2 separate regions of the Mus musculus genome follow, and region 1 is linked to region 2. The links are chromatin loops, found by intact Hi-C in ENCODE. Cell type or tissue: heart. All regions are shown on one strand. Each heading gives the region's core, and the rest is flanking DNA. Links, peaks and the distances in the headings are about the cores only.

Evidence for each region. Hi-C counts contacts between places; a loop is a spot of excess contacts. Peaks named below come from ENCODE experiments on the same cell type or tissue, not always from the same donor. Only the 100,000 strongest peaks of a DNase experiment are listed, where the experiment ranks them.
Region 1: a loop joins it to region 2, with 2.7 times the contacts of the local background. A loop is called at or near these places in 15 of 42 quality-filtered maps.

Annotation. Positions count from the first base shown.
Region 1 is chr15:6,496,648-6,511,164 of GRCm38, forward strand. It overlaps C9 (complement component 9), which reads left to right. Exons shown (of 11, transcript NM_013485.3): 10 at 304-532; 11 at 1,785-2,178. The coding sequence ends at 525. Among named protein-coding and RNA genes, the nearest start is that of C9, 59 kb to the left of the region's middle. In heart, for the core only: a CTCF peak has its summit at 4,431; a DNase peak (open chromatin) is centred at 4,414.
Region 2 is chr15:6,558,194-6,573,580 of GRCm38, forward strand. It overlaps a transcript of Fyb not described here. Among named protein-coding and RNA genes, the nearest start is that of Fyb, 14 kb to the right of the region's middle. In heart, for the core only: a CTCF peak has its summit at 7,862 (motif pointing right); DNase peaks (open chromatin) are centred at 6,908, 7,138 and 11,148; H3K4me3 peaks cover 595 bases; H3K27ac peaks cover 1,667 bases.

The DNA.
Region 1 (14,517 bases), core at 1-8,000, 66 kb before region 2:
GATGTGAGCCCATTCTCCCTTAAAAGAATTGCAAATAGAATCTTCCACTTTAGGCTTCTTGCTGGCTTGATGATATGGTTGAAACATATGCCTCCCTCATTCTTTTTTTCACTTTTAAATGTAACCTCCATGATAGCATGCATCAAGACTACTTTTCATCACTAGCGTACCCTCAAAGGTTAACATCATATTGAGCAATAAGTTTCTCTACACAAATGAACTAATGTTGTCAGTGATTGAGTGAAGGGTGTCTTACAAGTTCTGCAGAAAAAGACATAAGATTGAATATTTTCTTTCTTGCAGATGTCCCCTATATATAATCTCATTCCTTTGAAAATAAAAGATGCATACATAAAGAAGCAAAATTTGGAAAAGGCTGTTGAAGACTATATAGATGAATTCAGTACTAAAAGGTGCTACCCATGTCTAAATGGAGGTACTATAATTCTTCTGGATGGGCAGTGCCTGTGCTCCTGCCCAATGATGTTTAGGGGAATGGCCTGCGAAATCCATCAAAAAATATAGCCTTCAGGTGAGATGAACTGATTTTGATATTACTGAGGACAAGAATATCCATCTCATGGTTAGTTAATATGAAAATGAGCTCTTAAGCTACTTTTTAAAAAGATCTATTTATTTTATGTATATGAGTACACTGTGGCTGTACAGATGGTTGTGAGCCTTCATGTAGTTCTTGGGAAATGAACTTAGGACCTCTGCTTGCTCTGGTCAACCTGGCATGCTCTGGTCAACCCCACTCACTCTGGTCAGCCTCGCTCTTTCAGTCCCTGCTCACTCTGATCCAAAGATTCATTTATTACTATAAATAAATACACTGTTGCTGTCTTCAGACATACAAGAAGAGGGAGTCAGATCTCATTATGGGTGTTTATGAGCCACCATGTGGTTGCTGGGATTTGAAGTCAGGACCTTTGGGAGAGCAATCAGTGCTCTGACCAGCTGAGTCATCTCACCAGCCCTTTTGTAATTAAAAGATTTGTTTATTATTTTATATAAGTACACTGTAGCTGTCTTCAGACACACCAGAAGAGGGCATCAGATCTCGTGACGGATAGTTGTGAGCCAGCATGTGGTTGCTGAGATTTGAACTCAGGACCTTCACAATTAAATTACTTTTTAAAGAACTCTCATGCTATATCACATAAAGTCTAAATATATTACTATTTTTTGAGTAGTGAATGTTAACAAATTAGCCCTCATGTTCTCTCTATATTATTTAAACAGATAGATAGATAGATAGATAGATAGATAGATAGATAGATAGATAGATAGATAGATAGATAGATAGACAGATAGATATCAAGTTGTGGTTAATGTATTACTCTCTCTCTCTCTCCCTCTCCCTTTCTTTTGTGCTTGCATTGCTTCCTTCCTTCCTTTCCTTTCTTCTTTCAGTCTCCTGGGTATTGTAATTTATAGACAGGATACAGACGTTCAATCCTGAACCCAAGTCAATTACCATCTCTAGTGAAAGCTTTCTAATTTCCCTAGGAATTAATTCTCTGCTTAAGCATTTCCCTTCAGTTTCCCTTGATGATTGCAGCATACAGTACCTTGACCCTCCCAACACCACGTGAACAATATCTTCTTCTAGTTTAAAGATGTGCTTCACCCTTATGTCTTAAACATCACTGTAGCTCGGCTGCCTGGACACTGGACTGCATCACAACAGATAATAGCGGAGGGACATATGCATGAGTTTAGGGGCCCCAAGTTGAAGCCCTATTCAACATTAAGATTTGACATCCTTTTGTTTTCTACAGGAAACAAAGCAAACCCTGGTTCACATGGAAGGGGGAAAAAAAAAGGACAAAAAAAAAAAATCCCAGGACTTTCCAACTTAGCATCTTACCCTGGAGCTAATCCGCACTGCCAAGTGGAAAGCAGCTTGTTTCATGGAAATCCTACCAACCTCTGATGCTGTCTGTTTTAATCTACAGTGCCTTTCTCCCCTCTTTAATGCCTATAATGCTTCCATTTTTTCATTCCCTAATGAAGAGTCAGCAGTGAGATATGCCCGGGCTGCCTTTTCCCACAGGCAATGCCAATCTCCCGCTAATAAAACAAAATTAAATTAAAAACAGAATGTTGTGCTAAAAGGCTTCAAGTCACCGCCAAGCTGCATTGTAGGATTAATATATTCCACCCGTCCCATTACCAAGTCTGTACCATGTAATTTAGCTCCTATTTACGTAGTTGTTTCATTTGCTTGTTCGTTTATATGTGTATGCGCTCATTTGGAAGATGCCGAACACCTACCACATGCCCAGGGTTCAGCTCCTGTGAGGCTTTGATGCCAACTTAACTCTTAAGTGTCTGGGAGGAAGGGCTGCAGTATGTGAAGCAAAAATCTAGGTTAAGTTAAATCTTATGAAATGACCTCTGTTTTGCGCAAACTCCAGCAATTTCCTACAATTGTTTTGAGTTGACTTCTGAGCTGTGTAAGGTAAGGTTGCTCACCAAAGGAGCTGATTAAAAGTGGCTCCAGTCTTCCCATTAGATGATAGTAAGGTCTAAGATGTGCCTCTCTCTCTCTCTCTCTCTCTCTCTCTCTGTGTGTGTGTGTGTGTGTGTGTGTGTGTGTGTGTGTGTGTGTATGAGAGAGAGAGACAGAGACAGAAACAGAGACAGAGAGAGAAGATTGATGGAGGGAGGAGGGGAGTGGAAGAGAGAGAGAGAAATTGAGCATACATGTGCACCACACACACACACACACACACACACACACACACGTAGAGGGCAGGAAACAACCTTGGTTCTGATCTTTGCATTCCACCTAAGACAGGGTCTTTTGCTGTTGCTTTTATTTGTGTTTTATTGCACACAGCAGACTAGCTGTTCCTTGAGTTTCAGGGGACTCTTCTGTCTCTGACCCCATTTCTCCATAAGAGCTCTGGGGTTGTAGAGACTCCCAGCAGGTGTCTAGCTTTTAGTGGGCTCCAGGGGCTCCCTCTCAAGTCCCTGTACATGGAAAGTGCTTTTATACACTGAGCAATCTCTCCAGCCCTGAGAACTTTTGGTTTTTTGAAAAGTTCTAAAAGAAAGAAAAAGTAAGAAATGGGGCAAAGCGAGAATAGAAAGAAAGAGGAAAGAGAAGGAAATAGAAAAGAAGAGAATAGAGAAATGGGGGGGGGTCAAAATACTAAAAGAAAAATGCAAACTCAAAATTAGCTATTGTATAATTAAATATAAATATCACATAGCATGCCAATTTCAATGCTAGTCTTATGATTAAGTATTTCATACATCTATACATTTAGATATCTTTCAGTTCACAAATAATTCTCAGAACTGCATGTGATTACTGAGTGCATAAATTATTTACAGGCAAATTTCTAAATTACTTCTCCAAACTTTTAACAGAAAACAAAAATGTTGCTGGCTATGAGATGGGTTGTAATACAGAATGTTAAGTTTGATGTGGGAGACAATACTCAAAGTAATGACTCCTTGGGACTTAAATTTGTCCAGTGAGCTCAAAAGAAATCCCATATTTTGTACCCAAACACTGTATTAATCAGAAAGAATTGGGATTTGTTGAATATGCATAAATTCTGAACTCCATTCTTGATCCACTATTGAGAGGTTTTGATAGGGGAGCCTATAGAGAGACAGGCAAAGCTAGAGTAACTATTAAGAACTATTTTCATGGGCTGGCGAGATGGCTCTCTGGGTAAAAGCACTGACTGCTCTTCTGAAGGTCCTGAGTTCAAATTCTAGCAACCACGTGGTGGCTCACAACCACCTGTAATGAGATCTGACGCCCTCTACTCTCTACTGGTGCGTCTGAAGTCAGCTACAGTGTAGTTATGTGTAATAATAAATAAACCTTTGGGCTGGAGTGACCGGAGCAAGCAGGGCAGATCGGAGAGAGCAGAGGTCCTAGAAATTCAATTCCCAACAACCACATGAAGGTTCACAATCATCTGTACAGCTACAGTGTACTCACATACATAAAATAAATAGATAAATATTTTTTTTAAAAAAAGAATTATTTTCATGATTCTGAGTTGCAAATGTCAAACAAAGAATGTGAGGATGAACTGTCTGCTACCTCGGTCACCAGAGTTGATTCTTGAACTGGCTGGGCTGTGGGGGGTGTCCCTCCCCTCCCTCATGGTTCCATGTGTGTCCCTCTGAAGCATGGTTGAAAAAACAAGGACCTTCTCCAAATAGAGGAGGACTGGTCCTCAGACAAGGGTAAGAGTAGCTACACTCCCCTGCTAGAGCCTCCTAACAAGCTCTCAAATGTCAAGCAGAAAAGAACAGAAACTTGATCAGACCTCCTAGAGTCGGCTTACTCATTTGTCATAGTCCAGAAAGGGATGGATGGTAACTATGGAGATGGTCTAGGTCATTACATTTCAGTCACAGGCAAAGTATTTTTCCAGCAGGGTGCACTCTTGAGACATCACACACAACCCAATAGTGACCAGTACAAAAAAGGAAGTCTCTAACTCTAATGGAGAGAGGACAGCTAGATAGGAGGGGTGATAATGATCTACTGAGCAAGAGACAGTCTACGTACTTGTTTGTTTGGGAAAACCAGGTGTACCTTTGTCCATGCAGTGAGTGCAGTGCCTCATCCCATGTGCCCTCGGAAGGGTACAGCATCATTCTGTGAAAGACACGTGTGAGGATAACTGCCCTCTGATGTTCAAACTGCACATTAAAAACTGAACCACTATAGAAAGAGGCCATTCTCAAAAGGATTCCAGTATTTTTAGATGAGTAACTGTGTTTCCTGGGTCTTGGTGGGCTGAGGAAGGGCCAGAGCCTTCCAGGTTGTTACAAGTTGCCCTTTTCACACATGGGCTGCTTGTTCATTTCTTATCACTGACAATTAAACCTGTTGACTCTCAGTATAAATCTATCTGGGTTTTGGAACGTATTGTCACCCAACTTCACACCATTGTCTGTCCCCCACAGCCATTTAACTACAAGAGACCCAACAATGGCAGCTCCTGAGTGTATCCTAAACAGTTACATATGAGAGAGAGCCTAAAATGGTGGATCAAACATATGTTTAAATTTGTTAGGTTTTTTTTTTTTTTTTAGATATTTTCTTTTTTGTTTGTTTGTTTTGTTTTTAGTAGATATTTTCTTCATTTACATTTCAAATGCTATCCTGAAAGTCCCTATACCCTCCCCCCTCCCTTCCCTGCTCCCCAGCCCACCCACTCCCACTTCCTGGCCCTGGCATTCCCCTGTACTGGGACATATGATCTTCTCAAGACCAAGGGCCTCTCCTCCCATTGATGGCCACCTGAGCCATCCTCTGCTACCTATGCAACTAGAGACACAGATCTGGGGAGTACTGGTTAGTTCATATTGTTGATCCTCCTATACGGTTGCCAACCCCTTTAGCTTCTTGGGTAACACAGAAAGAGAACTTCAGACCAAATTCCCTTATGAATATTGATGCAAAAATACTCAATAAAATTCTTGCTAACCAAATCCAAGAACATATCAAAACGATCACCCATCATGATCAAGTAGGCTTCATTCCAGGGATGCAGGCATTGTTTAATATATGGAAATCCATCAACGTAATCCACTATATAAACAAACTCAAAGACAAAAACCACATGATCATCTCATTAGATGCTGAGAAAGCATTTGACAAAAATCCAACACCCATTCATAAGAGTATTGGAAAGATCAGGAATTCAAGGCCCATACCTAAACATAATAAAAGCAATATACTGCAAACCAGTAGCCAACATCAAACTAAATGGAGAGAAACTTGAAGAAATCCCACTAAATTCAGGGACTAGACAAGGATGCCCACTTTCTCCCTACCTATTTAATATAGTACTTGAAGTCCTAGCCAGAGCAATTAGAAAAAAAGGAGCTCAAGGGGATAAAATTGAAAAGGAAGTAGATATTTTCTTTATTTACATTTCAAATGTTTTCCCCTTTCCAGGTCTTCCCTTTGGGAACCCCCTATCCCACTCCCTCTTCCCCTGCCTCTATGAGAATGCTCCCGCACCCACATACCCACTCCTGTCCTCCCGCCCTGGCATTACCATACACTGGGGCATCAAACAGTCTCTGGCCCAAGGCCTCTCCTCCCACTGATGATCAACAAGGCCATCTTCTGCCACATAAGTGGCCAGCGCGTGGGTCATTCCATGTGTATTCTTTATTGGTGGTAGTTTCCAGGAGCTGGGGTGGGTGGGGGGGTGGCGTCTGGCCAGTTGACACTGTTGCTCCCTCCATAAGGCCCCCCTCAGCTCCTTCAGTCCCTTCTCCAACTCCTCCATTGGGAACCACTATGCTCAGTCCAATGGTTGGCTGCAAGCTTCCACCTCTGTATTTGCCAGGCTCTGGCAAAGTCTTTTCAGAGACAACCATATCAAGTTTCCATCAGCAAGCACTTCCCAGCATCCACAATAGCATCCAGGTTTGGTGGCTGGATATAGGATGGATCCCCAAGTAGGGCAGTCTCTGGATGGCCTTTTCTTTAATCTCTGCTCCACACGTTGTCTCCATATTTCCTCCTGTATTTTGTTACCCCTTCTAAGAAGGACCGAAGCATTCATATTTTGGTCTTCCTTCTTCTTAGGCTTCATATGGTCTTTGAATTGAATCTTTGGTATTGCGAACTTTTGAGCTAATATCCACTTATCAGTGAGTACATACCATGTTTGTTCCTTTGTGACTGAGTCATCTCACTCAGGATGATATCCTCAACTTCCATACATCTGCCCTCGAATTTCATGAAGTCGTTGTTTTTAATAGCTAAGTAGTACTCCATTGTGTAAATGTACCACATTTTCTGTATCCGTTCCTCTGTTGAGGGACATCTAGGTTGTTTCCAGCTTCTGGCTATTATAAATAAGGCTGCTATGAACATAGTGGAACATGTATCCTTATTACAAATTGGAGCATCTACTGGGTATATGCCTAGGAGTGGTATAGCTGGATCTTCCAGTAGTACTATGTCCAATTTTCTGAGGAACCACCAGACTGATTTCCAGAGTGGTTGTACCAGCTTGCAGTCCCACCAGCAATGGAGGAGTGTTCCTCTTTCTCCACATCCTTGCCAGCATCTGCTGTCACCTGAGTTTTTCATCTTAGCCATTCTGACTGGTGTGAGATGGAATCTCAGGGTTGTTTTAGTTTGCATTTCCCTCAAGACTAAGGATGTTAAACATTTCTTTAGGTGTTTCTCAGCCATTCGGTATTCCTCAGTTGTGAATTTGTTGTTTAGCTCTGTACCCCATTTTTAAATAGGGTTATTTGGTTCTCTGAAGTCTAACTTCTTGAGTTCTTTGTATATATTGGATATTAACCCTCTATCAGATGTAAGATTGGTAAAGATCTTTTCCCAATCTGTTGGTTGCTGTTTTGTCCTATTGACAGTGTCCTTAGCCTTACAGAAGCTTTGCAATTTTAAAAGGTCCCATTTGTCAATTCTTTATTTAATTTATTTTATTTAAGTTTTATTGCATTATGATGAGAAAAGATACATAATTTTAATTTATCTGAATTTGTTAACATTTAAAAACATATTTTGAGTAAATAGACTTACATCATATTCTTTTTTCCCTTTCCTACCCCAACTCCTCCCGGAGGACACCCCCCCCCCGAAAACATGCAATACCGATCGTTTTTAATCATATTCTTTAAAATTTATAAAATATTGTAACAATAAAAATGAATATTATAAAAGTTGTTTTATATAAAACAACAATTAATTGGATAGTCTTATGTAGATGCTTATCTGCAGCAATACTGAAAATACATACGTTTTTCTCAATATAAATTTTAAATAACCCCCAAAATATTAACTGTATATTTTAAAATAATACATCACTATTCGTTTTTTTTAATGAACATAAATAGATAAAATCTTTTTGTTTGTTTGTTTTGCTTTGCTTTTAGTAGAGCTTAAAATTTTGGCTCTTACTGTGGTACAAACCCAAAATAAGAACAATTTTTGAACATTGGAGTTCATTGTAATAAGGCTGTACTACAGTGTCCCTCACATCACCAAAGGATTTTACCTCCATAGTAGATAAGCTAAGAGTTGACAGTTCTGCTGCACCAAGGAATGAATTTTAGGCACAATTATTTGGATATAGATTTCCTGCTATGGTCAAAGCTATTTGACTTGAGTAATTGTCGTCATTCTCAGCCCACCGGGAACAGGTTACATTCATTTAAGGAATGGTGTGTGTATTAAGATGGTCTATTCATGAAGTCATTCATCAACTGTTTCAATGAACAATGGTTCTGCTTAGAGAGTGGCACAGACATTAGGTAAGGGTAAGATTCTGGTTCATTGATGATTTTGAAAAGCATTCATCTCAGAATAAGAGTAACTTATAAAGTCCTCTTCTTCAAAATTGATATAATAATTATAAATATCAAGCAAAGCCTTTAGTCTCACTCTTTGTTGTTCTCTTACAAGCCACCTTCCAAATTAATTGTCTACATTTCTTGTGGCTGTATAAATAATTTTGAAATATGTAAGCTGTTCTGAAAACCATAATATAGTGTAAAAACATCAAATACACAATCCTACTAATAGAGAGGCTGAGATAGAAGAAGCATGATTTCAAGACCATTATGTGGCACACAGCAAGACCCTGTCATGTACAAACAATCAGAAGGTGTATATGGATTGTACAATATTGAACCTATTACTCCCATTACCAAATTAGAGAGACCACAGAATGACAGCTGACAAATTTCTAATTCCTCTTATTTTTGAATTTCAATCCATTAGGATATGTTGTTAATATTAATTTTCATATTAAGAGATATAAATGAAAAGTGATTGTTACTTCCTGTTAATTTTCTTGTTAGAGGTGGAATTATGTTTGTGTGAGTTTGTTGAAAGATTACTTTCTTGATTCTTCTAGGGTGTAGTTTCACTCTTTGTGTTTTCCATCTATTATCCTTTGTAGGGCTGGATTTGTGGAAAGAGGTTGTGTAAATTTGGTTTTGTCATGGAATATTTTGTTTTCTCTGTCTATAGTGATTGAGAGTTTTGCTGGGTATAGTAGCCTGGGCTGGCATTTGTGTTCTCTTAGGGTCTGTATGACATCTGCCCAGGATCTTCTAGCTTTCATAGTCTCTGGTAAGAAGTCTGCTGTAATTCTGATAGGTCTGCCTTTATATGTTACTTGACCATTTTCCCTTACTGCTTTTAAAATGCTTTCTTTGCTTAGTGCATTCGGTGTTTTGATTATAATGTAACATGAGGAATTTCTTTTCCTGTCCAGTCTATTTGGAGTTCTGTAGACTTTTTGTATGTTCATGGGCATCTCTTTCTTTAGGGTAGGGAAGTTTTCTTCTATAATTTTAATGAAGATATTTACTGGCCCTTTAAGTTGGGAATCTTCACTCTCTTCTCTACCTATTATCCTTAGGTTTGGTCTTCTCACTGTGTCCTGAATTTCCTGGATGTTTTGGGTTAGGAGCTTTTTGTTTTCTGTGTTTTCTTTCACTGTTGTGTCAATGTTTTCTATGGTATCTTCTGCACCTGGGATTCTCTCTTCCATCTCTTGTATTCTGTTGGTGGTGCTTACATCTATGGTTCCTGATCTCTTTCCTAGGTTTTCTAACTCCAGGGTTGTCTCCCTTTGTGATTTCTTTATTGTTTCTAGATCCATTTTTTAGATCCTGAATGGTTTTGTTCCTTTCCTTCACCCATTTGATTTTATTTTCCTATAACTCTTTAAGGGGATTTTGTGTTTCCTCTTTAAGGGTTTCTAGCTGTTTACATATGTTCTCCTGTATTTCTTTAAGGGAGTTATTTATGTCCTTCTTAATGTCATCATCATGAGAAGTGATTTTAGATCTGAATCTTGCTTTTCCATGTGTTGGGATATCCAGAACTTGCTTTGGTGGAAGAATTGGGTTCTGATGATGCCAAGTAATCTTGATTTCTGTTGCTTATGTTCTTATACTTGCCTCCTGGTATGTCTGACTGGAGCCTGTTCTTCTGTGATCTTGGTTGTGTCAGAACTCCTCCTAGTCAAGCTGTCTCTGTGATCCTGTGATTCTGGGATCCTGGGATCCTGGGATCCCGGGATCCTGAGATCCTGGGTATGTCCAAGCTCCTGGGAGTCAAGCTGCCTTTGGGACCTTGAGATCCTGGTGTGACCAAGCTCCTGAGATCCTGTGATCCTGTGATCCTAGGTGTGTTAGAGCTCCTGGGAGTAGCACCTCTGGGTGTTGTGGGGCTGGCTGCAGAGTTTACACCCAAGGTCTGCTCAGGGTGCCAGCCCAGACAGACCAGAAGAACCCATGCCACTGGTCTGGTAGAGTTCCTAAGAAACTGGGTCCCGCCAGTCCAAGTTATTCCAGGTGTTGGGACAGATGTTGTGTCCTCACCTCGGATCCTCTGATCCTGAATGTGTTGGAGTGCCTGGGAGTGGAGCTGAGTGTTGGGAGAGGGGGGAGACATTCATCAATTCTTGATCTTAGAGCATAAGCTATTAGTGTTCGGGAACTTTTCCCCTGTACCCATGTGTTCGAGACTTTCCCCCACTTTCGCTTCTATTTGATTCAGTATATCTGGTTTCACGTGGGGGTCCTTGATCCACTTGGACTTGAGCTTTGTACAGAGAGATAAAAATGGATCAATTTGCATTCTTCAACCAGTTGAACCAGCACCATTTGTTGAAAAGGCTGTCTTTTTTCCACTGGATTGTTTTAGGTCCTTGTTAAAAATCAAGTGACCATAGGTGTGTGGATTCTTTTCTGGTTCTTCAATTATATTCTATTGATCTACCTGTCTGTCACTGTACCAATACCATGAAGTTTTTAATCACTATTGCTCTGTAGGACAGCTTGAGGTCAAGTATGCTGATTTCCCCAGAAGTTCTTTTATTGTTGAGACTAGTTTTCTCTATCCTGGGTTTTCTGTTATTCCAAATGAATTTGATAATTGCTCTTTCTAACTCTATGAAGAATTGAGTTGGAATTTTGATGGGGATTGCATTGAATCTGTAGATTGCTTTCAGCAAGATGGCCATTTTTACTATGTTAATCCTGTCAATCCACGAGCATGGGAGATCTTTCCATCTTCTGAGGTCTTCTTCGATTTCTTTCTTCAGAGACTTGAAGTTCTTATCATACAGATCTTTCATGTGTTTGGTTAGAGTCACACAAAGATACTTTATATTGTTTGTGACTATTGTGAAGGCAGTCATTTCCCTAATTTCTTTCTCAGCCTGTTTATTCTTTGAGAATAGGAAGGCTATTGATTTGTTTGAATTAATTTTATATCTGACCACTTTGCTGAAATTGTTTATCAGCTGTAGGTGTTCCCTGGTGGAGTTTTTAGGGTTACTTAAGTATACTATCATATCATCTGCAAATAGTGATATTTTGACTTCTTCCTTTCTAGTTTGTGTCCCTTTGACCTCCTTTTGTTGTCTAATTGCTCTAGCTAGAACTTCAAGTACTATATTAAATAGGTAGAGAGAGAGAGAGAGGGCAGCCTTGTCTAGTCCCTGATTTTAGTGTGATTGCTTCAAGTTTCTCTCCCTTTAGTTTGATATTGGCTACTGGTTCCCTGTATATTGCTTTTACTATGTTTAGGTGTGGGTCTTGAATTCCTGAAGTTTCCAAGACTTTTTTAACATGAAGGAATATTGAATTTTGTCAAATGCCTTTTCAGCATCTAATAAAATGACCATGTGGTTTTTTTTCTTTTTGAGTTTGTTTATGTAGTGGATTACATTGATGGATTTCCATATACTGAACAAACCTTCCATCCCTGGGATGAAGCCTACTTGATCATGGTGAGTGATAAATTTGGTTTGTTTTTTTTTTAATGAAAATTACAGGATAGTTAACATCTCTCCACTTCTCCCGCTCCTTTTCCCTCAACCCTAATCTTATACCACGTACATACAATCATGCTAAGAACAACAACATGCTCTAAGAGAAAGCAATAGTGTGGCTGTTTCACAATGGAAAAGTTACTGAATATGCCTGAGCCCTAAATATGCTCAGGAATAATAATACATCCTTCATAGAATCGATGTGCAAATTCACTGAGTTCACTCACTTAAGAACTTCGCACCTTGTGGTAAGGCGGCCTACAGTAATGGTTGCTATTGTCATCATACAAGGCTACTGGTCAAAATCCTTATAAATGTAGCATCTGTAACATTAGACAAACAAGAAGATTCAAATCTGAAAAATTGGGGAAACAGTGCATGGCAGAACACCTGAGTAGATTTGCTCTAAACAACAGGTTCAGTGACATTTGTTGTTGTTGCTTTGAAGACTGTCTTAGTCTCTTTTGGCTAAACAAATGCTAAACAACAGCTTACAGCCATAGAGATGTGTTTCTTGCCTGTGTAGAGGCTTGTGACAAGATGGAGATACCAGCAGATCCCATGGCTAGTGAAAGCCAGCTGTGCTTCCTCTGATGATAGAAGGAGGAAGTAAGCTTCCTCAGCCCCATTTGTGATGCTTCTAGTCCATCTCACAGACTCTGCTCTTGTGACCTCACTGTATCCCAGCATCGCCACCTCTCAATACCTTCGCAGGCAGGATTAGGTCTCTTCTCATGAATTTGGGGCAAACAAGCATTCATAAGAAATAGTTGTTTGTTTTTTAAAATATTATTGTGTCCAAATACAGATAGCATTCTGATTACTCTTTTGGCTATGCATGAGGACACATATCTGCAATCCTAAAAGGATTATAGAAAGAGGGAACACACATTTTCGGGCAGCCTTTGTCTAAAAACAAAAAGGATTTTAGATATGAGGAAACAAATTTTTAAATTTTATTTTAAGTATTTATAAGAGTTCAGTTCAATGCCATTAAGGAATTTACACCAATGTGCAACATCCCCTGAACTTTTTTTTTTTTTTTCAACTCAAATGGAAGCCCTGTACCTGTTAAGCAATTACTCCAGTCGTCATTTCTGGTTCCTCCTCTTCTATTTTCTGTCTCTAGGAATTTGCCTATGTTAGGCATCACTTATGAATGGGACAACAGAACATTTGTTCTTTTGTGTGTGGCTTATTTCACTTAGCATAACGTGTCAAAGTTCACCTCTGCTGTAGCATATGTCAGCAGGTAACTACTTTGCTTTGCTTTTGTGACAGTTTCATGTAGCCAGTGCTTACCTTGAATTTCTGATCTGACTCCCCAAACCCCTCTGCCTTTACCACCTACACACTATGACTATAGACCCGTGTCACAACACTCAGTCTCATGATTGTATTTTGGGTGAGATAATATGATGCCTATATACGTTATTTCTCCATTCCTTCATGATGGACACCTGGATTTCTTTCATATTTGAATAATATTCCCCTGGAATTGAGTGTGTAATTATCTCATTAAACCTCTCCTTCTGACTCCAGTCTTAGAGGCTGGGATATAGCTCATTTGGTAACGTTCTTATCCAGCATGAAGGAGACCCTGAGCCCGAGCCCCAGCACTTCGTAAAACCATGTGTGACTGCATGCACCTGCCAAATCAGGAGTAGACTCCAAGGTTATCTTCAGCTGTGTAATGAGCGTGGTACCTGTCTCCAAAACCTAAGGAAGCAAATGATGCCTTTGTGTACATCCAGAACCAGAAGTACTGTCGCTAGGTCATATGTTGATTGAGGAGCACATAGTCTTTTCCATCACAGTTGTAGCTTACAGTCTTGGTAATAATGTAATGTGAAATGAAAAAAAAAATTCATGTTACAGTCTTGGTAACATCTGTTTCAATTTCTCACTATCTTACCAATACTTGGTAGCTTTCACTCTTTTTAAATAGACATTCTCATGAATATAAAGTATTATCTCAAGGTAATATTAATTTGAATTTTCCTAATATTAGGGATATTGACTATCTTTCATGTGCATTTCTCTGCCTTTACCACCTACACACTATGACTATAGACCCTGTGCCAATATCTCCGAGGCTTCTCCCCACTTTCTCCTCTATAAGTTTCAGTGTCTCTGATTTTATGTGGAGCTCCTTGATCCACTTAGATTTGACCTTAGTATAAGGAGATAGGAATGGATCAATTCGCATTCTTCTACATAATAACCACCAGTTTTGCTAGCACCATTTGTTGAAAATGCTGTCTTTTTTCCACTGGATGGTTTTACCTCCCTTGTCGAAGATCAAGTGACCATAGGTGTGTGGGTTCATTTCTGGGTCTTCATTTCTATTCCATTGGTCTACTTTTCTGTCGTTATACCAGTACCATGCAGTTTTTATCACAATTGCTCTGTAGAAAAGCTTTAGGTCAGGCATGGTGATTCCACCAGAGGTTCTTTTATACTTGAGAAGAGTTTTTGCTATCCTAGGTTTTTTGTTATTCCAGATGAATTTGAAGATTGTTCTTTCTAATTCGTTGAAGAATTGAGTTGGAATTTTGATGGGGATTGGATTGAATCTGTAGATTGCTTTTGGCAAGATAGCATTTTTACAATGTTGATCCTGCCAATCCATGAGCATGGGAGATCTTTCCATCTTCTGAGATCTTCTTTAATTTCTTTCTTCAGAGAC
Region 2 (15,387 bases), core at 4,263-12,262:
TTTTAGGTTTTGCTTTGTCTCTGTGATCATGAGAACTTGATTTCTGAATTTTCCCCTAGACACTGTAGTGCCTTTGGCCTGATTGAGCTATACCACAGTGCTCTCAAGAGATTTGATTGACATGTCTTATCTTGATTTTTCTCTGTCTCTTTTATCAGAGATATATAGTAGCCTAATTTTTTTCAATTTATAGAGTATTATAATATCAAAAAGCTCGAGTGTTTTCTTTAGTTATTGAAAGCTTAGACTCTAGTTTTTCTTCAAAGTATAGAAATCTACCTTCTTTAAAGGCTAGAATGCAGTGGGCCTTCTAGAGGTTGTCTTCAGATATATTTTGGCTTTGGACTGAAGGAAGTTGTATATGAATCTTTACATAAACCCAAATTTGAGCTTTAATGACAAGATGAGTAGTTTGACTTCCTATAGAAGGAACTCTCAAAATCTAGTGGCACACCTAGACGTGATCTAGTATCTGAAAGGCTTAGATAGCAAACGGTTAACACTTGGTCCTAGGTTTTAGAACTGTACTCATTACCCAGCAATGTAGACCCTAGCCGCATGTGCCCATTTGAGTTTTAAACAACTGAAAATGAAGAGCTGAGAGGGGTGGCACATCCCTGTAGCACCCTAATTAGGAGGCAAATGAGAATCACTTGAACCCAGGACTTCCAAGACAACATGGCAAGATACTGTCTCAAAAATGTTGCTAAGCAACTTCAGATTCAGTTTCTTAGCTACATGAGACACATACCAGGTGTTCCATAGGGAGATGCGGTTATGAATGCCACCCTACACCACACAGCTGTACAACAGTTCTACTTTGCAAATAATAATAATAATAATCTGTCCAAGCTATTGAAGAACACTACTCTGGAAGGTTATCAGTGGTTTTATTGAGAACTACGTCATTTGTGGCAGCTCTTGTGTCTGCTTAATACTTCTCCCGTGTGAGGGTTTTATTCATCATTTACCCACCTGACACAACACACTTGGTACCTAACCTGTGTTCAAAAGCGTTCGTGGGATAAAATTGGCAACTCCTATCTAGCTGCCCAGTTGTGTGGCGGCGTGACCCGAGTTTAAAGTCATCATGAAAGGGGCAGAAAGAAAAGCAAACGAGGTTCTGAAATAAGCAATCTACATTTCACGAGTTCTGCCAAATGTGAAATGTAAATCTGTGACAAACTGTTGACACTGCTCTGCCCCTGCTTGCACAGCTGTGGGTGACAGCTGCATCAAATCAGCTCAGAGAGATTTATTTTTGAAATGTATGCTGACCCCAGTTTAGGCCCAAAGGAGGAAAAATGTCATCTTTGTTCATTTCTCAAGAAAACTATTAGAATTCTACATCGACTACAAAGGAGAAAAAGTTGTTCCTTGGGGTTTTCGCTGTATTTCCCTACTTAAAGGCACCATCTTGCCTTTATTCTCAGTCATAAGATGAATAAGGAATTTATCACTCTCTGAGTCACACGAGTTCTTTTTCTTACAAGGAGTTTAAATTGAATATTGAGCTTATAATTATCAAATGTGCAATTCTGTGATTGCCTTTTGGGATATGGAGAACTGTAGAGTCTAGAGGGATGGATGGCTCAGTGGTTAAGAGCACATACTGCTCTTGCAGAGGACCTGGGTTCAGTCTCAGTGCTTATACTGGGTAGTTCACAACTGCCTATAACTTGAGAAGATCTAAAGCTTTTAGCTCCCATGGACAGCAGCACTCATGTGCACATGCTTACACACATGCACGTGTGCACACACACCATAAAAACAAATTTTAAAAAGAATTGTAAACCCCTCCTCACAATACCGTTAGAGTCGGACTTTAAGTCCCATGACGCAGGAGGACATGACTTGAATGGAAATGATTGATAGATACCTATTTTATACATATTAATCAGCTACGATTTATGAATGTGTCTCCTTGACAAAAGCTAAGTCTTTTAAATATTAATAATATTCTAATTATGCTTGGATTTTTAAAAACTACATTTACTTGTTTGTTTATTTTGGGTGTGTGTACAAGTGCCATGGCTTACCTGTAAAAGTCAGAGAACCTGTTGGAGTTGGTTCTTTCTTTCTACCTTGTTGGTCCTGAGATGAACCTCAGGGTACCAAGCTCAGCACCCAGTGCCCTTATCCTCTGAACCATCTTACTAGTTCACTGACAATATTTTAATAAAGAAACAGGCTGGGTATGAGGAGTGACTTTTTCTCAGACTCCTTACGGCTCCACACAAAATCACAGTAGCTGTCACGGCACCGGTGTGAAATGTAGTGAGTTTAGGAGCAAAGGCTAAATGCTGTCCACAGCCCTGGAAATAAGGTGGTTTATGTGAAGATCGACCACAGGCAGCAGGAAACCTCATGCATCCTGGAAAGCTATAGATTCGCATCAACTAGAGAAGGGCCAGAGCATCACAGCTCCAAATAAAGTCCCAAGATGATTGGAAATTTCCCACTCCCTCTCCAGCAATCCATGAGGTTCGGAATGCTTATACAATAATGCCAAGGGGTCACTCGTCTTCTGGATTCTCACTCTTGAGAATGTTCAGTGGGATTTTCCAGATACTATATAACCATCTGAAAAAGCAAATACGATATCCTTCCACGTCCCAAAAGCATATCTGTGTGAGGCCGTGTCTTCAAATATGTCGTCCAAAACAATGTCACAACCGATTAAATGCTGAGTAAATACGAGGACGCAGCTGCTTTCTGTCATAGCAGACATTAAAGACACTTGCAGACCACATGACAAATCCACGCCTCCTAATAGAGTGTATATTGGGGAAATACCGTTTTCATAAAAGTGATAGTCTTATTACTATTTAATGATGTCTTATTCTAAATGGATTACTAAAAAATAGAAGTGCTCTCAATGATTACCATATCATTAAAAGTTCTTCAGGGTCCTCCAGTGAGTTCTAAGTATCCAGTGAGTCCACAGAGCTTACAATCAAGGCTCTAGAATATGGAATGTACAAACATAAGGGAAATAGCCTCCTAGACAACACTTAACTGAAGAAGGGAAGAAGCGGAGGGGACGGTTGGTCAGATGGTCAAGCGTTCTTAGAGACATTCCCATGTTTTCATAGCCCCATCAGCTAATTATTCTTTTCACAGCCACAACTAAGACGTACTTTTATCCCCCCATAAACAAAACCACTCATTTGCTCAAACAAAGATTTGCTAGCACTTTCCAGTTGCATACAAACTCTTTTGTTTCACAAAATAGTCACTTCAGGATCCTGTGTTCACAAGAGTTTTAAATGAGGATTTAATTTTAATTGGAGAAGATGGCTGGAACTATTGGCAGCCTGGGCTGAGGCTGTAGTAAAAGCACATGGATATCACACATACACACACACACACACACACACACACACATATATATATTATACACACACACGTATTTGTGGGTCATTCCAAGAATAATGAGTAGCCTACTGCCTAAGTCATCTGTCTCACATTCCTAGAAGCCTGTTGTTTTTTTTATTTTCATATGACTTATATTTGGGGGTTAATGATACCAGTAAAACTTACATCAAATCAATGGTTTAAATATAACAAAGCAAATGGTTTTGGTTTTAGTTTGTTTGCTCGTTTTCAAGGTCTAGGGGTGGAACATGAGGCCTTGTCTATGCCAATAAAGACATCTACCCATTGAGTTACAGCTTTAGCCACTACAGTGTTCATATTGATCAAGGAAGACTACTAAAGAGAATGGAAGTTTCATGCATGCACGCATATGTCCTTTAAACAGATATTAGTCTGCCTACTTCTTCCAGTAACCCTTATACCCTTACCTACCCAGAGAGAGAGAGAGAGAGAGAGAGAGAGAGAGAGAGAAAGGGAGGGGGAAGGGAGAAGAGGGGGGAGGAGGAGGGGGAGGAGGAGTAGGGGGGAGGAGGAGGAGGAAGGAAAAGATCACTGTTCTTCATTATTCTATAGTAATCCTTTTCCCAAGAGCCCAGAGCCACACACTTGAACAATATAGCCTTCTCCTGTATCCCTATAGACTCTGTCCTGTCTGAGGCAGGTTTGCCATTACTCCTCAAGTCTCATCACCATTGTCAAACTCTACCCAACCTTATCTAGACTCCCCTCCAAGGCTTCACACACAGGCTAATGCCAAGGTGGCCTAGTGGTCAAACCCCAACTAAAGAAGGAGCATCTGAGATGAGCTAAGTCCGTGGGAATTTAGACTTCTCTGTTTCAGTTCCCCGGACCTCTGTGAAAAGAAGAATACTCCCTGTAGCTATTTACCTCGTGGCACAGAAGAATTTTGAAAATACTTCGTCTCTGGTCACTTCCTTATTCACATTTTCCCCCATCCCACCAAACACTACACATCTCTCAAGTAGTATTTCAGGCTCCGCCATCTTGAAATGATTTCTCGTGACCACTCTTCCTCAAGGCTTAAAATATCTTGTGCTGTAATAGACACAGCACTATGCATTTGGGTTTTTTTTTTCCCATATAACCTTGAACTTGAATCATTTCCCCTGCAGTTCCTCTTTGGCATATAAAACAATATGTCCTGGGGTTCAAAGGTGAATAAGTTGTGAGTAATATTTCTCATGTTTCTCTATAAGATAGCTGTACTTGGTTATATTGAGAGCATTGCAGAAATATCATATCTAAAAACACCTAAGTCTGGTGATGTAAGATTAAAATGTGTGGGGTTTTTGTATTCAGGAGAACCTCAGCTTTGGAGCTCTGCTTCCTCTTCCTTCAATTCGGGGGGTGGGGGGGGTGACTCGGGGAGGGGGAAGACTCACAGAGCATTGCTACAGGTGACAGTGTCTCCAGCTGGTATTTATCTATTTATTTGTTTACTTACTTATTTAGTGTATGAGTATTTTTTTCTGCATGTATGCCCAGGCACCATGGGCATACATTGTCTATGGAGGACCAAAGACGGTGTCAAAGGACCTGAAACTTGAGTAACAGACAATTGTGAGCCACCATGTGGGTGCTGGGAATTGAACCTGGGTTCTCTGGAAAAACAGCCAGTGCTCTTAACCACTGAGCCATCTCAACAGCTCCTTGGTCTTTCTAATATAAAAGAAAGTCAAAGAAAGACAAAGAAAGACCAAGTGCTCAAAGAAAGTCAAACTTCAATCATCATTATTCCGGGGGCCTATTTGCTGCCATTACTTGCCACAGACTATCACGACTTTCCTGGGGTTCCTCTGTGCTCACTACCTACAAAACTCAGGCTTGCTCATCATGATGGTGTGTCCAGGATCCAAGTTCTGGAAGATAGAGATGTTATTTCTCCAGGAAAAAGGTTATCTCTTGATGCTTCTCCCCTTCATCTGGCCACTGACTTGGGGGAGATGCATTTACATGTGTGTGATCTGACATACATGCTCTTACAGCTCATGCAATCCATGGTTTCCAGTTTCCATGTGGATTTTTCAAGGTCATAATTGAGGTCAGTCTGTAGACTTCAGGAGAAGCAATGCCATGAAGGATAAGCCAGGAGGAGAATTTCGAAGGCTCATCACATCATGACTTGCAAAGCCAATGCCAGCTGAGGTCAGGCAGGTGACTTTCATGACGGGACCAAGTAGAGCAAGCCATGCCAGCTCTCTAGACCACTAATGGGATTAGACTCTCACAGGCAGCCAGACGTCTGTCTGAATGTGAAAATGCCCAGTCTACATTTCCCTTTTCAATGTTATTGTTGTTCTGTTTCTGTTTTTTTTTTAGTTCAAATTTACAGAAAAGCTTAAACAATAATTCCTGAAATCCTTCATTCTCATCATTTAAATTCATTCAGATTTTTAACATTTTGACGCATCACACGTGTTTATATAAATACTTCATAAACCACCTGAGTACATAAACTATGTAAAATGGAATAACTAGTTCTTAAATTTTTCAGTATGCATCTCTTACAAAATGATTATCAAGCCTACAAACCATAACAGTTGTATATTATTGATGGCTCATCTTGAAATTTCTTCATCTTGGTCCAAATTATTTTGGAATCCTTGTTTTTATTCCAAATCAAAGGTCTAATAAAGATTAAAACCTTGCTTTGGTTATGTGCTGTTGGCATAAATGTCCCCTGATGCTTTAAATACACACTTGAAATTTTTATACATGTATACAATGTATCTTGATCATATTCACCCTTTTTCTGCACCCAGGACTTTTCAGCACATCTCCTTCTCATTTCCAGGTGCTCATTTTCTAGTTATTAATTAATTGATTAATTAACTGAGCCCACAGAGTGCAATTAGTACTGCCAGTGTGCACATGAGTGTTAGGTCACCCACTGGAGCATGGGGGACCTGCTGTGGCCATACTCCTCAAAGCAAGATGATGCTCCTCCCTCAGCAGCCATCAACTACCAATAACTTGTCAACTGGGACAGGACAAGATTTAATGAATCAGGACATAACGATATTACCACGTGATAATATCGTTAGGAGGCGAGTGTGAGAGAATAATGTGACCTGAGCTTACATACAGATGTGCAGGAGTCCAGGTGAAGTTACGGGGAAGGCAGGAATTGAGAGAAGTGGGTGCTGTGTGCGACTATAGATGTCTTCCAAGTTAATAAAACAGTGTCACTTGCCACTGAGGGTTTGGAATATGGAATATTAAAGCACTTACCTAGAGTAAGTCTATAGGTTCAATACCCAGAACTCAAGAAAGTTTTAAAAAAATGTCTTTTTTTTTTTTTTTTTTAACCCTAAGGGTTGGAAACCCAATGAAATGCTTTAAGCAAATGTGATTCGTTTATCACAGAGAGATCGTGACAGGCCTACGGGGAAAGGATCCTATTTGAAGAAAAGCAGTACTGTAAGAGGCTGTGTTAGTGCCAGACAGGAAGACTAGAGGCAGTGCTCGGTGGGGGAGGGGAGGGCGAAATTCCAAAGATACTTGGGAGGCTGAGAGACAGGGACACGCTGACAGGAGGTAAGACTGTGAGTCAGAAAAAGGAGTCTAAAACAGATTGCCAACTCATGTGTCTCATGTCCGGTCGGCCGGACAGCCAGAGAACATTGACCGGTGTGTGTTCACTGGATCGGAAAGACAGGGACCAGGGAGCGTGAGGATAAGAGGTTAACAAGAAACACAGTGAGCAGTCAGGGGTAGGGTGCAAGCCAGATGGGGCCTCTCCAGGCACTCCAGCCCTATAGGGAACTTGCTATCCAAATCAAAGGGGTGGAGCCAGAAGGAAGGGGAGGAAACATTGCGGTTTTGCTGAAAGTCTTCCCTGTGTTCTCAGCTGACCTTGAGGCTTTCCTTTCCCCACTTTAAAAAAAAAAAAATCTGGTCAAGACATTCATCAAGAATGAAGAAACTGTGACTATTCTCGAATCTTCTATTTTAAACATTTAATCTTTTTTTTAATTTTCCTTATATTTTTCTATCAAATACTGATGTCATCAAATTGTACTTTTTGTGCAAAGAAAAACTCTAGATAAACCAAGTTAAACCATTCGTGTGGGAGGTCATAATTAGATATCAAATCCTTCCGTGTCTCCCCCCCCCCATTCCTATTCAAATTCATAGCCTCTTTTATTTTCACTGTTGCTACTTAGATATATTTCTAAATTCATAAATACAACCCGCTCGATCTGTATAATGGTACTCATATGTACATTCTTCTGCGCTGACATTTGTTATTGCCAGCCAGTCCGTGTGCATTTCCCTGGGAAAGAGTATCTCTCCTGGATTCAGCATTCCTTAGTCGCCTTTATGTCTTAATGTAGGGTTGAGACCTCATCACTATTTTTTTTTTTTTTTTTTTTTGTCCATGTTGATTCTGTTGTTGTTGTTAATATTTGGATATCTATGTACCTCAACTGTGTGCAGTACCCATGGAGAACAGAAGAGGGCACCACAATCCACGGGAACTGGGGGTCCAGCAGATGCTGAGCCACTGTTTGGGTACCCAGGTCCTCGGGATAAACAACCAGTGTCCTTAAGCAGTAAGCACTGTCTCCAGCCCTGGCCCTGTAGGTTTTTTAAAGTCTTATTCTCCAATGTAACTATGTCTCTAGGATCTTTAGAAGCTCAGAGATGGAAACTAACTCCGCCAGAGAGTTTTTTAAAAGAAAAGAGAAATGAGACGAATAATGTCGAGGTTTTTTTAAAAAGGACAAAATACAGAAGAGAAAAGCCACTGCCGTTTGGGGGGGGGTTCTTTGTTTGTTTGTTTGTTTTTGTTTTTTGGGTTTTTTTGTTGGTGGTGAGTTTTTTGTTTGTTTGGGGGTTTTGTTTGGGGGTTTTGTTTTGTTTGTTTGTTGTTTGTTGTTTTTGTTTTTGTTTGGTTTTTCGAGACAGGGTTTCTCTGTGTAGCCTTGGCTGTCCTGGAACTCACTTTGTAGACCAGGCTGGCCTCGAACACAGAAATCCACCTGCCTCTGCCTCCCAAGTGCTGGGATTAAAGGCATGTGCCACCATGCCCGGCTTGTTTTTGTTTTTGTTTTTGTTTTTCACACATTACATAGGAGCCAGTCCTGCACGGTATGGCTTGTGATGTTTCTCTCTGCGTGCAGAAGTCTTGAGGTAAGGAAGAAGAAGTGGCCACAAAAGCCAAAGGGAATCAGCAGACTTCACATTGTCTCCCCATTCCTACAGAACCCACTCCCCTCTCCATCCCCCGTGGGTCTGGGCACCATGCAGCCTAACGCCGCAGACTGTAAGCTCAGTGGAGGGAGGGATGTCTTTTTTGGATGAGCTGTGGTCGGGACATATTCGGTTCACAAAGCTCTTGACCATCACGAAGGCATCTCGAACTTTCCCTGAGACATCCATTCATTTGAACTTCACCTACTCCACGTCAGTTTTGGTGGTGGAAGGGCGTGACCCTGCTGCCAAATTCACTCCTTTGCTGAACAGCCAGAAGGGAGCCCCAGAGCTATCAAACTGCACTTAGATCCCTGTCACGAAGGAAGCTGTTAGGACTGTGTTGAAGGCAGACTCTTGGCCAAATGAGTTTCATTCCCAAACAGGCTTTAAAGGCCAGAAGAACTAACATAGCCACCAACACCAGATCACCATATTTGAAACAGGACTGCCTTGGGCGTCGGTTTCAGGTTGGTCACTATTTTTTTTAAAGACCCAGAATATTAAATATTATTTTTCAATTGAGTTGGAGTGTTTTAATTGCTAAAATGAAGCAACAATAATAGTAAGTTCTCCATCTAATGTGGAAACAGAGAAGCAAGCATGTGGACAACAACGGATGTGAGCAGTTATCATTTTCCTGGTCCAGTGGAACGGGGTCTGATTTCTCAACCTGAGCGAGGGTGGGCTGAGTTAGAGGAATTTGCAGAGGTAGTGAAGGAGGGCTCTGATACCCCACACACTCATTTGATCCTCCCAGGCCCTGCCCCGCTCTACACTGACTCGTCTTTCCTTGTGTTGTGCCCTAGAGCAGCGCAGGATGGGGGATAGCAGCTTGGGCTTGGCATCCGTACCCACAAAGTTAGAGACGTGATTTTATTTCTATTTAACTGTTCAGGTTTTCCTGTGATTTACCAAAGCTTTTACTGGGAAGTAAGCACGAGAATAATGAAAACATTATCTATCAGTTTCTTCTTAAAATTATGTTGTGTGTGTGTGTGTGTGTGTGTGTGTGTGTGTGTGTGTGTGTGTGAAAGAGAGAGAGAGACAGAGAGACAGAGAGACAGAGAGATCACTTGAGCACATTCACAGTACCTTTTATCTTATTTGCAACATGGTCTCTTCTCCATCCAGCACTCTATACACCACTCACTCACTATACAGCAGGACTACAAGCTTCCTAACTTGCAACATGGTTGCTGCCACAGGGCTTTATCTGAGTTCCTATGATTCAAAGTTAATTCCTCATGCTTGCATGATAAGCACTTTCCCCAGTGAGGCCTTTCCGCCAGCCTAGCAGGTTTCTTTTAGGACATAATGAAAGCAATTCTTTCCAACTCTTCCGTTAACACTATCTCCAGAAGGATTCAAGGTGACAAAAGAAAAAAGAAAAAAAATGCACTCTTTATGATGTGTCTTCTTGCCTCTAGATCAGTGGTTCTCAACCGGTGAGTCGCAACCCCACATATCAGATAGCCTTCGTATCAGTTAATTATATCATGATTCATAACAGTAACAAGATTACAGCTATGAAATTGCAATGAAAATAATTTTATGATCAGGAGTTACCATACTATGAGGACCTGTACTCAAGGGTTGCAGCATTAGGAGAGCTGAAAAACCACTGCTGCAGTTGGAGGAACAAATGTCAAGGCAATATGTTATCCTGAAAGTATAGGGAAGGCGCTCTGCCTTTGCCATATCTACTACACAAACAAAAAACCCAACATTCTCAGACTGCTCTATCCTAGAAGATGTCAAAACACCCACCAAAAGGATGTGGGGGTAAAGACCCTCACAGGAACCCTATGGAAGGATGGGCTTCAGCCCCAAGCCTCTACTTTCAGTTTCCTTAGGGAGGAAAAAGAGGCATCCTGATTGACAGCTGGTGAGGGATGCAGAGGGAGGAGCTGAGGTTCATAGTAACTTCTTTTGTTTGTCCATTTCACAGCCCTTATCAAAATATAGGAATCTCTTGTTCTGAGAGCTGTCTGAAGTAGGTCACTGGCAGGAGAGCGCGAGTCAGTTAGTGTTCACTCATCTATGAAGGCAGATCTTCCTGGGAGGACAGTGGGAGGCTCTAGTATGACATCTACAAGGTCTACTTGCCTGGTTCGCTTTGCTGGGCTGGGGATAGTACTTGGCTTACAAAGGTGGTCTTTCATGTTATGAAGGAAGGAAGAAATTAAGTAAAACTTGCTAAAATCCTAGCTGTTGTTTCTTAACACAAATTGTTGTCTTGTCCTTTGCTTTCCCCCAGAGTTTGAAGGAGAGTCTCACAAAAACATTAGAAGTGAGTCCATGGGGCTCTCCAGCACATATGCCACCCACACGCACATCCCTTCATCTCTAGACCACAAGCAGACTTAGGCCCCAAGTATTGCACACACTGGGTGAGGGGACTTTCCCAATCAAGATCATAGCAACTTGGCCTCCACAGCAAGGTGACAGCTCCGGGTATACAGAGAGATCTTGGAACCAAAGTCCTCACAAGTTACTTCCCTTGTACATAATCGTGGCTGCTAGAACTCTGGCTTTGCTCTTTTGCATATCACATGCTTGGTGGGAATGAGAGCAGAAGTACACGGGCTGAATAGACACTTTTTAGTTCCCGTCTTTTCCCCCTTCTTGCTCAATATCCTGAGGCCATAATTGAACTGTTTTTGTGCATGTAAGCCTGGCACAGGGAGAAAGAGGCAGCTCATTCCACCATCCCCCTACACATAGCCCCGACAGGCATCAGAATATGCCACCATTCTTGGAGTTTGCGTGCAGGACAGATACAGCAGCTAAAGCAAGGGGATACAAGTCACGGGCCCCAGGAAGATGCACTAAATGAGCCTCTCCATCTTTCTACATCTTCTGCAGCGACCAGGTAACAGCTATGCCCAAGGTCTCTTCTTTCACATCCATGTACAGATTGTTTTTACAGTAGGGGATGATGAGACCTCCAAATCCTGGCAGGACAGACTGCAGCTGGGGAAGTGGACGAAAGGCGCATGCCCCGTTGGAAAGCAGCAGAGGAGACAGATATCAGATGCTAAATCTCAGCCTCATCTCAGCCAACGCAGCCAGGGACCTGTCTACCAGTTGCGTTTGCAGGCCTCTGTGCCCTGCAGCCTCTGGTCTTGCACGTGCTTCTGGTCCAGAGGCACTACCCTACTGCCTGCAGAGCTGGGCACCAGCAACTTGCCTCATTCTGGCTCTTAACAAATGTGGGTTTGCCCTCATGATGGGGATTGGGAAGCGCTGCGTTCAGTCTCATTCAGACTTTAAGCTATGGCAGGGCATAGGGTTTCTGTGAGATTCCCACAGTGACAAAGAAAAGAGGCCATATCCCCAGTGGCCCTCGTTCTCCAAACAGGCCCTGGCAACATGGATAGATGATGACAAACAGCTATAAGTCAGACAAGGAAGACTTTTGAGAGGGATCAGTAACTACACATTTGAGTTGCAAGCTTTGCTCCTCTTCTATGCACTGCTGTGCGCTGCTTTTGAAGAGTGTAAGACTGTTTTTTTCCTCTTTCATTTACTATATTTATATTGAAGTCATTAAAAGGGAATGGACCTTGAACTCTACCTCCTATCTTCTGTGTAACTCTGAGAGAGCCATATAATGTTTCTAAGCTTCCTTCTTTACAAGTGGCTATAATAGTAGTACTGGCCTCAAACATTGGTTGTGGGGATAAAGTTGTATATTAAATACTAATGCATAACACTACATTATTGGTACTTGCTATGTGAAATATATTGGCACCGGGTACAGACTAATTCATATAGAGAACCAAAAGAGTGTGCAGTCCCATAAGCAAAGTCATAACTAGATATAGCCTTTCTCTTCCTGCTAGGAGGGGAACTTACTGAACAGATATATATACACCAATGTGTGTGTGTGTGTGTGTGTGTGTGTGTGTGTGTGTAAGATCAGACACAGACTGCAGTGAGTCCTAATGTCCCAAGAAGCTAGCAACAAACAACAAGAGGTGAAGGGGCAAGAGATGAAGCTATTCTCTTCAACCCAATCCCATCCTTAAAACCCTCTACTCAGGCAATCACTAATAGCCAAGAGCTTGTAGCTTGGGAACACTGTGAGAAAAGCTGGTCTCCTATTTCAAAACAGGGGAGAAAGGCTGGGAAAGACTCATTTCCACAGATTCAATTCTACATCCCTGTCATTTCCATCTCTTTAACACCCATTGGGGTCTAATTCCCTTCCCCCCTTCTTCCCTCCCTTCTCCATTTCCCGGTAGAGTAGTATCTGGGGAAATGCCGGGAGTGATTATACTGCCATCTAGTGGCCCACAGACTAAGTTCACCAGGTGGCTGGGACGTTCTCAGCAGCTTGGATGCTCAGTTTGTAGCTTCCCACTTGGCATCTCAAGTTATCAACGCAGGGCAGTCCCGGGATGCGCCAGAGCTATGAATTTGTCTGAAGTCGTGCTGGGGGCTGCCTTTGAAGAAATGTTACTAAGAACATAGTGGAAGTAAACTGTGTGTCGTTAGAAGGTTTGGGCTCTCTGACTCCTGAGGTTGTAGCTTCAACATGAAAATGTAAGCTTGGTATATATTCAACCATGTGCCAGCTGTGAGCGGTGGGTAAATGAATGAAGTCTCTGTGCCTTGGTTTCTTTATCTGTAAAATGAGCATTGAGCTAAGAATTTATTAAGTGACACCCAAAATTTTCCTGGGCCAGCATAGGTTATCTGTGATCCGACAGCTGATGGCAATACAGCTACCAATGTCACAGTAAGCAGTGCAGTGTATAAGCAAGATAAAGGCCCAGAGTGGGGTCCCATGGGTCATCCAGACAGACCCCTTACCCTGCTTCTTGCTTGTAAAAAATGTGGGGCATTGAATTGTCCAGTGTTTAAGGCTCTGTCTCTTTCTCAGACACTGTGACTCTATGCTAGGGTCACCATTAAACTGGTTTAGCCATAAGGCCCAGTTTGACACATTTTCTTCTTATTAAAGCTTGGGGCTGAGCCTTTGTTTAACTACTGTGCAGTTGCTGGGAGTGAGCAGAGGGGTCAGAATGGCCTCTGCATTAACCAGAACAGTCACGGATGTGTCCAGACAGAGGTGAGAAGGCAACAGAAGCTGTCGAATCCAAAAGGCATTTTCCCGTTAGGAAGTAGTCTGGCGGTTCTCTGGTGATGTGGAAAGCTTCAGGCTGACCCTGTTTGCATGGCTCTGCTAACCAATCGAGTTCCACAAGCAGAAAACCAGGCAAGTTATGGGGCTATCTATCTATAAGCTCAGCATATTATACTTTGTGTAGCGGTTTGTCTTCAGTGTCAACCTGATGGGATTCAGAGTCACCATGGAAACATGTCTAGGACAGGGTTGTCTGATTAGGTCAATTAACCAAAACTCAAATGGGACTGTTCTATGGGCTGGGTTCTCAGATCAGTAAAAGGGTGTGGGGCTGAACTGAGCACAGCATCCTGACTGGAGATGTGATATGATCAGATACCTCATGCCCCTGCCACACCGTATCTTCTTAGTCCCGATGAACTATCTATATCTTCAACAACTTTAAACCAAAATAAAATGTTCCTTCTTCCCATAAGTTGCTTTTTTTCTTCAGGTAGTTTGTTGCAGCAACAATGCTGTTAACTGACTCACTCAGATAATCACCTGCCGGGACATGTATCCTAGGATTAGGTCAGAACAACTTATGACCTTGCTTGAGCAGGATAAATATGACCAAGGCTTCTCTGTTCTAATCACCAGCTGGATGCTCCCCAGGGGTGAGGGTGAGGGAGCCACAAACATTACCCTGTGATGTAATCATATGAAGAGCCCTTTCTACTTTTCTCTCTAAACTTCGTCCATGTAGGCACTTGAACCCGCACAGAAATCTAACACAAGGTGTTTCATATGAAGCTACGTGTTTTAGTTCCTAGTGACTTCTGTTACAAAGTACCATCAACTGTGGCTTGTAACAACAGAAGGAAGTCTTAAATCAGGGCATTGGACCTAGCCAATCTCCAATGGCTCTCTCCCTCAAGAGGCTTTCTTGAAAGAGAATGTTCTTTCTCATTTTATCCCACCAGACCATTGAGGTCCTCTTGCTCACGTGCCTTCTAAAAGCAGTGGTTTATATAGACACCACACTTTTTTTTTATTTTAAAGAATTATTTATTTACTTTATGTATATAAGTACACTGTCGCTGTCTTCAGAAACACCAGAAGAGGGCATCAGATCCCATTACAGAGGGTTGTGAGTTACCTTGTGGTTGCTGAGAATTGAACTCGGGACTCCTGGAAGAGCAGTCAGTGCTCAGAGCAATCAAGTGATCACGTCATTGAAAGCTGACACTAAATACTGCATCCTTCAAGGTTCAGAGAGGGGATGGATGAGGTGGGGTTTGGAAGGTAGGAGATGAATCAGAGGAGCCTTCCCTGTCACACTCCAGAGAGTAATCGTTCAAAAGACTACATGCTTCTGTCCTGGGACCCTCCAGACCCTTCACTTAATGTCTGGTTTTTTACTTTTCTCAGAACTCTGAATATTGAATAGCAGCTGCTACCGGTCTCCGTTTGTCACCATCTGGGCAGGTCTCTTGTCTCGGATCTTTTCACACCCTGGGAAGGAAGCCTCTAGAAAACCCCACAGATGCCCCCATCCCTCTAGCTCCCCATAGTCTTTGAATTTTTAGGGTTTTTCTCGGGTGATAAAAATGACTCCATGCCTGGGAACATGTGTGGGTGTGCTCATGGCTGTGGGGAGCAATCCAGAAGCTGAGGAGGTGGGAGGGCAGAGCCTCTTTCCTCCATATTGAGGAGAT